3 separate regions of the Homo sapiens genome follow, and regions 2 and 3 are each linked to region 1. A link is a contact called in ENCODE Hi-C or POLR2A ChIA-PET data. All regions are on one chromosome and are shown on one strand. Each heading gives the region's core, a stretch centred on a gene start or an enhancer-like site at or near the end of the contact. The rest is flanking DNA. Distances are from core to core; before and after follow the strand shown.

What was found. A loop is a pair of places that touch in the nucleus more often than their neighbours do. ChIA-PET counts read pairs that join two places held with the same protein, here RNA polymerase II (POLR2A). Pooled maps may share reads with other maps.
Region 2: a loop to region 1 is called in a pooled map, with 6 times the contacts of the local background. The contact joins two enhancer-like sites. A Hi-C loop is called at or near these places in 5 of 50 pooled maps. POLR2A ChIA-PET finds 5 or more read pairs at or near these places in 2 of 52 experiments (Caco-2 and activated T-cell).
Region 3: a loop to region 1 is called in a pooled map, with 21 times the contacts of the local background. The contact joins two enhancer-like sites. A Hi-C loop is called at or near these places in 9 of 50 pooled maps. POLR2A ChIA-PET finds 5 or more read pairs at or near these places in 2 of 52 experiments (Caco-2 and activated T-cell).

The regions. Positions count from the first base shown.
Region 1 is chr9:126,468,983-126,472,776 of GRCh38, reverse strand. All of the region lies in intron 7 of MVB12B (multivesicular body subunit 12B), which reads right to left. Among named protein-coding and RNA genes, the nearest start is that of NRON, 60 kb to the right of the region's middle. Within about 2 kb of position 1,601, at least 16 of the 41 ENCODE cell types and tissues checked have a DNase peak (open chromatin) inside an H3K27ac peak, as active enhancers do.
Region 2 is chr9:125,646,517-125,650,745 of GRCh38, reverse strand. All of the region lies in intron 4 of MAPKAP1 (MAPK associated protein 1), which reads left to right. Among named protein-coding and RNA genes, the nearest start is that of MAPKAP1, 59 kb to the left of the region's middle. RefSeq lists enhancers at 1-166, 207-256, 317-586, 597-646, 282-1,481. Within about 2 kb of position 1,250, at least 14 of the 41 ENCODE cell types and tissues checked have a DNase peak (open chromatin) inside an H3K27ac peak, as active enhancers do.
Region 3 is chr9:125,630,263-125,634,147 of GRCh38, reverse strand. The region is part of intron 4 of MAPKAP1 (MAPK associated protein 1); the gene reads left to right. Among named protein-coding and RNA genes, the nearest start is that of MAPKAP1, 75 kb to the left of the region's middle. Within about 2 kb of position 1,412, at least 7 of the 41 ENCODE cell types and tissues checked have a DNase peak (open chromatin) inside an H3K27ac peak, as active enhancers do.

The DNA of each region.
Region 1 (3,794 bases), core at 352-2,851:
TAAAAATGGCATGATGCATGGAACTCTGTTATTAATGCTGTAATCCCAAACTGAAGTGCCAGTACATAGAAATCAGCATGTCAGGCCTGTCACCAGAGTGTTTGTAAAATACATTAAAGAAAAAAACCAGAAAACAATGAGCTCATTCAACTGTTCTTTTTACAATCAGGCACTACAAGTCAAGGGGATTGTGAATGCTTACAGATTCTACAAGGTTTAAACAAATAAAGCTCTAATCTGCTACTGTATTAATCCCACCCCCTATTTTAAAGGAGGAAAAAGGGGGTGGTGGGTTTTTTTTTTTTTTGCCAGCTGACCTGAATGCCTGTCTTTGCTATTCTCGGGGAAGCAGTCAGTCCAATCTGCATGCTGCATTTGTTTGGACATAAAATTGGATTCCTGCTTGCACAGACAGCTCTGCCATGAATCTGTAGGAACTTTGCCTGGCAACGAGATGGGATTATAGCTCCTGCATCCTCCCTTCATATGGGAACTATAATTTTACCTGCCAAGGCAGTCCTCCAGAGCCATCCCTTGATTCTCCCCTCCAAACACACACCTCAGACTTCTGCAGGCTCAACACAAACCCACCACTGACCAACTCCCAAGGCTCCGGACTTAGGACCACCCATTGCCCCGGAATACCTAGCTGCTCAGAGCCGCCAACCCTTATCCCTCCCCAACGTCTCAATACACAGCAGGGGTGAGGAAATACTCCAATCAACACATGGATTAATTTCAACATGCTTGATAAAGAGAGTCATAAAGTCATGTGGTAAAAATGTAAAAATTAAAAAAAAAAACAGACTCTATTACCAGCACCTCAATTGTTATCTGCTTAAAGTTGTCAAGCGGTGTTAAGTGAACTCGGGTAATAGTACCTCAAAGTACTTGCAGAGATGCTGGTGAACAATGAGGCTTATTGGCAGGTAGTCATTTTCGGAATAAAATTAAATGCAATTGGAGTGGTGGGAGGCCTTTAATTCTGTGTACCTGCCCGGGGCTTGGAGCTGTAAATAATCAGCAACCCTAAGCCTTTCTTCGCCCCTTTCCTGTGGCGTTTCAAAAGTCCTTTACAATTTGTAATGGGGAAAACGCCAACAACTCAAGATCTCAAGGCCATTTCTCAAAACTCATTTGCAAACCAAAACACGGAGCCTGTTTTGCTTTCTTGGTGATTTCACTTTGGGGATATTCCTTGGAAGATATTTGTAGATGCCTCCAGAGCTGTCTGCTCAGTGACATTCCAATTGAGTTTACACAGGGCCAACAACTTCCTTCTAGATCCCCAAAGTAATTTGTTTTGCCATGTTATTCATAAGCCAAAAGGAGTGATTTATCAGCCACTGCCGGAGCCTCCCGAGTCCCCCGCGTGAGAGGCAGCACGGGAGGACGGAGCACAGGCGCCGGAGTCAGACACGTGTGAACGCCGAGCTGGGCCCAGTGCTTGTTGGCCGTATGGCTTTGGGCAAGTCACTTAACCTCAGAGTCAGATTTTCATCTGTCATATGAGGATAATTGTGCCCACTCCGCAGCACCGCTGAGGGATCAGACAGCAACAGGAAAGAACAGCCTGACCACAGCAGCCACTGAGAAAATGGGGCAAGGCTGCGGTTTTATGTCGAAAGCAGCTGTTTCTGCAGGAAATGAGTTTAGACCAGGCCCCACTTCTAACTAGTTCTGTAATTTGGGACAAGTATTTAATCTCTCTGAGCCTCTCTTTCCTCAGCTGTAGAAGAGAGAAAATAATAATACCTGGACTGCAATGACATTCAAACAAGATAAAAACATAAAGCCCTAGGTACGAACGAACTGCTCAGTAACTGTTAGCCATTCGTATTAGTGTTAGTGTTATTACTGCTGTACAGAGGGAAATACCCTTTCACGGTTGACCTTTTTCTACCTGCTTTCACATAAGAACGTAAGTGCAGCCATATTAAATTACACAATCCATGGGCTGTGAGACCCAATCCAAAGACGTTTGGTGGGACGGAAGCAATGTTTGCTAAGGAGTCACTCATTGGGCACCCAGACCAGGGTGCCCTCACACCACAAACGAACATTCTTAGAGGTTCTATTTGGCATGAGCAATCTGGATTACACACACACACACACACACACACACACACAGAGCACTGACTCCTCCTAGGCTCCCCATCTCTACACAGAAGACTGTAATTGAGGGGCTCGCTTCATCCCTCTGCATCCCTAGTGCCCTGGGAGGAATCTAGGGCCACCAGCCCCCCCACCTCCTCCTTCAGGGCAGTCCCTCCCTCCAGGGTCCAGGGTGCAGTGCTGGGCTGCACAACCTCATGCAGGTCCAGGGCAGTTCTCTGAAAGCTATGGGAGCACAGAGGGAAGGCAGCTGCCCCACAGTCCACACCCACAAGAAACTCGACACACAACAAGAACATTCTCACTGAGCCTCAGAAGCTTGGATCTTGCTTCCAAGTCGAGCTTGACTTGCAACACCAGAGATAGCAGACACCACGGAGAGCCATGGTCTGGGGGACCCAATGAGTTACTCCTCAGCAAACATTGCTTTTGTCCCTCCAAACGTCTTTGGGTTGGGACTCACAGCCCCTGGGTTATGTAATTTAATATGGCTGCACTCCTGTTTTTATGGGAAAGCAGGCAGAAAGGGGTCTACCGCGAAAGGGTATTTTCCTCTGTACGGCAGTAATAACACTAATACTCACTAATACTAATACCAGTGGCTAACAGTTACTGAGCAGCTAGTTTGTACCTAGGGCCTTATGTTTTTATCTCATTTAAACATCATAGCAGTCCAGGTATTGTTATTGTCTTTCTTCCACAGTTTAGAAAAGAGAGGCTCAGAGACATTAAAGAAACATTTTTTTAACGTTATAAATATTTAATGGCTTGGGGCAGGGATCAACTGCATTTTGCTCAAGGTAAAGATAAAACGCAACTCAGTGATACTTTTCCACATGAGTTCAAAGGTACCCTGGTGGCTGAGGGGCCACTGGGTCAGTGCACACACCTGCTGCCCACAGCGACAAACGCAGAAACTCCTCAGTGAGCTCGAGACCAAAGGAGCTTTGTAGATGCAGAACAAAAAGCAGACCCAAGGTCCAATGCAGATACGTTACCACTAGTAGCGACCACATCCTCTGGAAGAAGGCATGCTCTAAAACAGGCAGTGTGATCTGCAGCCACGGGGGGTAACTGACAGCAAGGGCCTGACAGGCATGGCCTGTGACTACGGAGCACGCCTGTCCCCCAGGCTGAGCATCACATACACCCCTCGGTTGTGGAGCAGGGAACCTCAGGCTTGGAAGACGCACTTTCTCTGCCAGGGCTCTTTTTACCTTCTCAAAACCAACCCATCTATATTTTTAAGTTGTACTCTTTAACACTTCAGCACATGAATATATTTTCTAAGGAAACCATTCCAATAGGATAGCTAAGTCAAAGCACCCCTTGAATCCGGAGCCGCTGATCCCTGGACCCTTCTCAGAGCAAGCCTTGGTAGTGGTCTGTACACAGTGCCTGGGGTCCTGCCGGCCTGTCTCCCATGCATTCACCTGCGTGTTGGCATGTATAGAAAAAGGACAGAATATTATTTTTTTATTTTTTAGACATGGACTTTTGCTCTATCACCCAGGCTGAAGTGCAGTGGTGCCATCATAGCTGTGTGTAGCCCCGAAATCCTGGGCTCAAGGGGTCTTCCTGCCTCAGCCTCCCAAGTAGCTGGGATTACAGGCATGAGCCACTACAGCTGGCCAGAATTTTGTTTTGTATGTATTCGTGTTTTTAATAAAAATAGCATC
Region 2 (4,229 bases), core at 1-2,500, 820 kb after region 1:
ACTTCTTCCACCCTGAGCTCTCTGTCTAGGCCTCATTTCTGCAGTTAGCTGTGAACCTTGCCAGTCTGTGGTGGCTTCCTTTGTTGTGGAGCCATCTTCTAAAAATTCCATGAGGTAGAATTCACCATTGGCTTAAGGCTTTTCAAAGGAAGGCAGACTCTTGCCATGGAAAGAACATGTTTGTCAGGCTTGGGTTAAAATCTTTTGATCTGAGAGCTAAAGGGTGAGTAAGAACTAGCTAAGAAAAGGGGGAGGAGAAAGGAACAGAAGGTCTGAGGCAAGGGGAATTTGGCAATTTTGAGGAACCAAAAGAAAGTTGTGTGACTGGAGCCCTAGGGTGAAGTAGATCGTGGTGAAAAGTGAAGCTCTGGGGGAAGACCGGGTATGATTGGTAGAGGTGTTCTCTTTAACCTCATGGCACGGGGAAGCCTTGAACAAGGATTTAAATGGGGAGGTGAGGTAATCAAATTTGTTTTGAAAAGACCCCTGGGGCTGTGCTGCCGAGTATATCCCTGAGAAGGGTTTGTGAGGATAGAGAAACTAATCAAGACATTTTTTGCAGTGCTCTGGGTGAGAGAGTGGTAACTTGGGCTTGCTTGTTAGAATGAAGATGGAGTGAATGAATTCGAGAGATATTTAGTAGTAGGCAAAAGTGGTAGGATTTGATGATGTATGCAGAGAACAGGGTTAGAAGGGGGTTTGAAGGATGATTTCCTGGTCCGTGTCCGGCTTGTGGAGCTGGATGGATAATGAAACCATCCCTGAGTTAGGAAGCACTGAAAGAGGGCTTCTCCCTCAAAGAACGAGGCCATAATTTTACTATCTTGAAGATATCTCTCCAGAGAAATCAAATGACAGCCCAGGGTCACCTAGCTGGGCATAGAATCCAGGTGTTCTAATTCTCAAAGATTCTTATTTTCTTCTTTTCTTTTTTTTTTTTTTTTTTTGAGACGGAGTTTCTGTCACCCATTGGCAGCTGTTTTGGACCTGCTGACTACAGATCATAGACTGTTACCATGTCCTTGAAGACACTGTACATCTTTTTGGGAGGTGGGGTATATCCTATTGTCTGGTTTGTGTTTGGGGAATCTGAGGCAGTGCTTTTTGAGGTGAGAGTGGAGCAAAAAGCCTCTTTTTTGTTCTCGCTTGTCAGCCAGCCTTGAAACTGGCCAAGGAATTGCCTTCAGACGTTAGTCACCTTCCAGACACTTCCTCTCCCATCAGTCACTTCCTCTCAGATGACAGGGATGTGCACTCAGATGCCCAGCCTGACTCACCAGGCCATTCAGAGGAGAAAACGATAGGGTAATTTTATTCTTTTATTTTCGAGAGAGTAATTTTAAATGAGGCAGATGCCAGGTGTCATTTAAGACGTGTTGATTGTAATTGTTGGAGGTTAGGGGACTAAGAGGTAAACAACATGGACGTATTTTTGTTACAATGAGATTACTGTTGTTGTACTACCTTCTCACTACCTGACTAATTACCAGGTTAGAAGAGGGAATCTGGTTGGAATGAATATCGAGCACTGAGGTCTAGCCCAGGAGACAATCCTTGTAGGTATGGAGGGGACTAGGGATGGTGTCATTTTACATTCAGCCTTCTCATCCTGGGGTACTTTGCTCTGCATGGTTTGCAGTAGAGAGATTGTCTTCTCCCTCGAAGAATGAGGCCATGATTTTACTATCTTGAAGACCTCTATCCAGAGAAATCAAATGACAGCCTAGGCTCCACCTAGCTGGGCATAGAATCCAAGTGTTCTAATTCTCAGAGATTCTTATTTTCTTATTTTCTTTTCTTTTTTTTTTTGAGTCAGAGTCTCTGTCGCCTAGGCTGGAGTGCAGTGGTGTGATCTTGGCTCACTGCAACCTCCGCCTCCCGGGTTTAAGCGATTCTCCTACCTCAGCCTCCCAAGTAGCTGGGATTACAGGTGCGTGCCACCACGCCCAGCTAATTTTTGTATTCTTTCTAGAGGCGGGGTTTCACCATGTTGGTCAGGCTGGTCTCCAACTCCTGACCAGGTAATCCGCCTGCCTCGGCCTCCCAAAGTGCTGGGATTACAGGTATGAACCACTGTGCCCAGCTGAGATTTTTATTTTCATTAATGGGGTTCATACAAAATGGAAACTTGATTTCCAGGACTACTAGGCCATGTGTTAGAAGGAACACTGACAGGGAATCAGAAGACTTGAGTGTTAGTCCTGGCCATGCAGTTCCTTCTCTCTGATGTAGGACAAGTAATCTCTCATCTATGAGCCTTGATTTCTGCGTGTTTAGAATCAGGAATGTGGCTTAGATGACCTCTTGGATTCTTTTTGGCTTTAAGATTCCAGAGTTTTGTGATTAGGGAGGTGATTGACATCAGTGAGATGTAGGGGGGTACAGATGGGAAAACTACAACTTTTGAAGAGTTAATCTTTTGTGTATACATTGGAACTTTCCTCTTAATTATCCTAACAGAACAGTGATCTAGGGAGTATTAGCTCCAGGTGAGGGAACAGGCTGAGAGAGAGAAAGTGAGGTGCTCAAGGATTCCCCACTAGTGTGTGGCAGAGCTGGTATTCAGCTCCTTTTTCTCCTATTCCAGTACCACAGCTCTTTTTCCTAGACTCTTGCAGTCGTTGTTATGGCGAAAACAAAAACAGTTAACATTTGAAATTTTTTAAAATTTAAAAACAAAAGTTTTTCCTTTAGCAGTGGACTTGAAACCTGACGGACTGCTTCAGATCTTTTTATCAGTTATATGGATTGGGCAAGTTACTGCATCTTGTTAGCCTTAACTTCCTTACATGTAAAAAAAAAAAAAAAAAAGATATTGGGACTGGGGAAGGGGAATGCTTTCACACGTAGTAACTGGTGTGTGCCTCACAAATGTTTGTTTATTTCCATTGATTTTTCTGGTGTGCAGAGTGGATTCGTTCACACATCTCTATCCATCGAATACATCATTTACTAGGCACCCACACTGTACTGGCTCATTTCAAACATTTATTGCATACCAGCTCTGCACCGTGCACTGATAAATAAAATGGGGCTGACTGCCCTTGGGGAACTTAAAAGACAAGAGCGGCCATATGGCCATCAAGTGGAGAAACTATACTTTACATGAATGATCGTGCCCAGTGCTGAGGACTGTGACAGTGGTCCATGACATTAGGTGCACCTGACCGAGCAGAGGAACAGAACCACGAACAACAAACCAGAGAGCAAATGTGATGGGCACTATAGATGAATAGTAGATGAATACTGTCTACGGCTCGGATCTGAGCCAGTTTCTTATCCTTGGTGTGGTTGTCCGAATTTCAGTTGTATTCCTACAGGCCAGGGAATTCAGCTTTGGTCACTCTTATAATGAAGCCCAGAATGGTACTCTCCACATAGAAATGTGGAAGTTTTTAAAAATGGCAGTGATAAATTTCAAATGTCATTATTCTTTGAGGCTTGCAACTACATGGCAGTATCATAAGAGCTGTGTTTTATTAGTATTTCCACTTTACTTTCTGTTAAACTGAAGTTTAACACCTAGACAAAGATACATGTAAGAAATTTTACAAAATACATGTAAGTTTAGGAAATTTGCAAAATATGCTGCTATGCAACCAAAGATTAAATTGATTTGTTATATGTGCATTTAGCTACAATTCATTTTAATTGTCCGTATGAAGTTAAAAAGTATTAGTGTCAGATAAAGATTCATCACCAGAGCGTGATTTAAGGCTGGTGCTGGAGAACGCAGGCATGTGTTCCGGCAGATGTTTGTATAAGGCGCTGTCTTTCCTGACAGCAGTTAAAAAGTATGGTTATAGTAATCAAATTGTGGTGCAGCGACTCTGAGGCTAGGGCCAGATTGAATTAAAATAGATATAAGATTTATGAATAGCAATAGCTGTGATAAAATTTCACTGCCTTCTTCAACAGGAAGGACTTTTTCCACTGTGGAAAGAAGAAAATCTAATAACCACTTTTCTAAAACTGTGGTTTTGCTGACTTTCATTTTCTCTTCCTAATTATGGTATCAAAACAATAACTTGCTGGGTTCTTTTTTCAACCATGATGACCTTTTTTTCCTCTTTCTATTTTATTAGGTTTCTAGCTTTAAAACAAGTCTTTTTAAATGATGTTATTGTTTTAGTTTAGAAACAAAATTCATAAAATCTAGCCTATGAGATTTAAGCCCCCTTTTAAGGAAGGTTTTATCATTATTACCATAGCTCCATTTTATTGAGTCT
Region 3 (3,885 bases), core at 163-2,662, 840 kb after region 1:
AAAGCAAGTTCATTACAAATTAACAGTGGTCTTAGCAAAGCAGTGGGCTAAGGCGTGTCAAATAGCGATATGGATAAAGAAACCCAGCATTTTAAACTGTCAGAGCTGGGAGCAAGGCTAGCCTGAGAACAAATTAATCACATATTGTCAAGGCAAAGTTGCATCAAATTAACACATCGGATTCCAGCATATTAATGTCAGAATGCTTTCACCTGATTATTACTGCAAACCATTGCCACTCTTTGAATGCAAAGATATAATTAAATTGCTAAATAGAAAGTGCATATAATATCTCCACATGCATTTAGGATGCATGAGCTGAAAAGTGCACATCCTAGGAAGTGACAGATTCTATTTGTAGGGGAGAAACTTTACTTTTTTTCCCCTTTTATTTACTTGAGAGTACTAGAGTATGAAATTAGAAAAGTTAGTTATGTTATTCATATTCTATATGAATTAGATGAAATACAGGTTTAATTTAACTGATTTGCTACACTGACTATGAGTACATAATTACCTCTGCATTTTTCTGGAAGAGAAATGGGACAATGTTGCAAAATAGTACTTTGCATCAAAATTGCCCATTACACATAATCCTGGTGGTGGATTCGTCATCAGAAAGTGCTTAGGAGAAACTAGATTGGCCATTCTGACAACTGTCTTTTATGTAAGGATTACTTTCTGTCTCAGCTTAATCTAATATGTGTTCTATTATATTTAAAATAAGAATTCAGGCAGAAGCCCAGCTGTGGTTGACCTTTTGGCTCAAGGAGGCAGCCCAGCAGGAAGAACTTGCTTTTTATTAGTCCCTGTTTGTCCCAGGTGATACTTGGGCCAGGCTTTCTGACTTGCTGTCTTTGTTATCCACAATCAGCCTTGCTGTCCCTGTTACTCACACTTAGATTTGGCTACTCTCCCTGTGTCCTCTACCAAGCTCTGTTGGCGCTGTGCATTGAAATCTTCCTTAAATCTCACTTCTTTCATGAAGTCTCCTTCAGCAACTCACACTTCATAGACTTCTCTTTTCAGCTTTGGGATTGAGCGGTCTTGCATTTACAACAGCTCACTTAGCAGAGCTAAAGGGCTTGTAAATTCAAAAAAGGGAAGTAGTGATTGCTAGGAGCCACCATGGGTTTCCTCAGAACCAAGCAGGGCAGAACAAGCCCATTTCTTTCTTGGATAGGGTTGTTAGCTAGATAGAGGGCTGTGGTTAAAATTCTTTGTTCTGAATTTCAGTAAAGCATCAATTTTTGCATAGTATTCTTGCACGCAAGCTGGAGATATTCTCCAGTCACATTGTGGTCAGGTGGACTTTGCACCTGGCTGAGAGACGAGGCACAGAGTGGTGATTAATGGATTTATGTCAAACTGGAGAGCTATCTTTCGTGGCAAGCTGTAGGTCTCTTGTGTGTTCATTGCTGTCAGGGACCTGAATGAGAACATTGATGATAGGCTGATGACACTTGTGGAAGGCAGAAGGCTGGGAAGAATAGCAGGCATGTGCAGTGACAAAGTCAGGGACTAAAGTGGTCTTGACACACCAAAATGATACTTGCACTTAAGTCATAAGATGCAGTCATTTGTGTATGGGGGTGGCAGTGGAAAAGGGGAAGAGGAAGATGAGGTTTAACCAAGTAGCACATGAAAGAAAAGGTTTAGGGTCATGGTTAATTGTAACCTCAGTATGATTCAGCAGAGCCAGGTAGTTAGAAGGAAAACTCATGCATTCATTTCTCAAATATTTCTTGAGTGCCTGTATGTGCCAGGGACTTGACTAATGCTGAGGATACAATAGTGAATGAGATAGTCCCTAATTTAATGGTATGTGTAATCTTGTAGGGAAGTCAGACAATTATAATATAGCATAATAAATGCTATGAGAGGAAAAGTTTAGTATGGTGAGTTTCTTCTTTTTTTTTTTTCTTTGAGACGGAGTCTTGCTCTGTCACCCAGGCTGGAGTGCAGTGGCGTGATCTCAGCTCACTGCAGGCTCTTCCTCCTGGGTTCAAGTGATTCTTCTGCCTCAGCCTCCCAGGTAGCTGGGACTACAGGCATGTGCCACCATGCCTGGCTAATTTTTTTGTATTTTTAGTAGAGATGGAGTTTCACCATGTTGGCCAGGCTGGTCTTGAACTCCTTACCTCAAGGGATCTGCCCGCCTCGGCCTTGCAAAGTGCTGGGATTACAGACATGAGCCACCACGCCTGGCCTAGTATGGTGAGTTTCTTAGAGGAAGGACACCTGGCCTGGGCTTCGCATGGGAGAATATCAGGGAAGACTCCTTAGATGACCCCTAAGCCAAGCCTTGAAGGATGGGAGGAGGTTAGGCAGGAGGCTTCTAGGTAGGTGAAGTGCTGGTGTAAACATCTGAGGTGAGAGATGCTGGTAAATTCTGGGCAATGAAAGTAGTAGGGTATGACTGGAATGTGGAGGCTGAGAGCAGAGGAGGTGAGAGACGAGGCTTGATCAAGAAGAGTTTTGATTTGCTCCTGCTAGTTGTATTTGGAGCAGGAAACTGACATCCTTACGTCTGAATAAATCACCATGGCTGTGGTTAGCAAAAGTAGGGAATTTAGTGTGGTGAGGTATAGTAAGTTCTGTACAACAGACATTTACAACTATAAGTGTCTATTCAGACAAGTGCCACAAGGAGGTGGTAGAGACTAGGAACCGGGTGGGGCATATGAGTTGGGCTTTACAGAATCCATCCAGAGAAGATGTGAACATTGCCTGAAAATAGTAGAAGGGTTCTTGGGTAGAAGATGCTCTGCATGGCTCTGCCAGGCTGGACAGAGCAAAGGCAGTTGTCTTCATTCATTTTATGTTGCTATAACAAAATGCTGGAGACTGAGTAGTTTATAAAACAAAAAGGTTTTTATGGTTCACAATTCTGATGGCTGGAAAGTTCGAGATTGGGCATCTGCACCTGGTGAGGGCCTCAGGCTGCTTTTACTCATTAAGGAAGGCAGATGGGGAGCTGGGGAATGCAGAGATCACATGGTGAGAGAGGAAGAAGGACACGGGGAGGTATCAGGCTTTTTTTTTTTTTTTGAGACAGGATCTCACTGTATCACCTAGGCTGGAGTGCAGTGGTGTGATGACAGCTTGCTGCAGCTTCAGACTCTTGGGCTCAAGCAGTCCTTCTGCCTCAGCCTCTCAGGTAGCTGGGACCACAGGTGCATGCCACCATGCCCAGCTAATTTTTAAAAATTATTTTTTGTAGAGATGGCGTCTCCCTTTGTTTGTTGCCCAGGCTGGTCTCAAACTCCTGGGCTCAAGTGATCAACCCAACCTCTTTTTAATAAGCAGCTGTCTCTGGAACTAATAGAGTAAGAACTCACTTCTCAGGGAAGGTATTAATTTATTCATGAGGGATCTGCCTCCATGATCCAAACACCTCCCATTAGGCCCCATTTCCAACATTTGGGATCAGATTTCAACATAAGGTTTGAAGAGGACAAACATCCAAACCATAGCAGAGGTGTTAATCATCTTTCCATGATTAAGGGTTCAGTGTTGGCTGTTTGTGTCCTAACTCCCTAGACTTGCATTGACATACCAGGGCTGCTGCACTGCTTTGGGCCAAAGATTTCCTCATCTGTAAAATAATAAACCATACAATATGTGAAGGCCAGAGATAGTGTTTTACAAAGCACCTGGTATGGACTTGTGCTGAGTAGGAATCTAGCCAGTTATTGTAGAATCGAGTTATTGGAGGCTGGGCATGGTGGCTGATGCCTGTAATCCCAGAAGTTTGGGCGGCTGAGACTGGGGAATCACTTGAGCCCAGGATTTCAAGACCAGCCTGGGCAACATAGGGAGGCCCTGTGTCTGCAAAAAGAAAAAAAAAAGAAATTAGCCAGGTGTGGTGGCACGCGCCTGTTG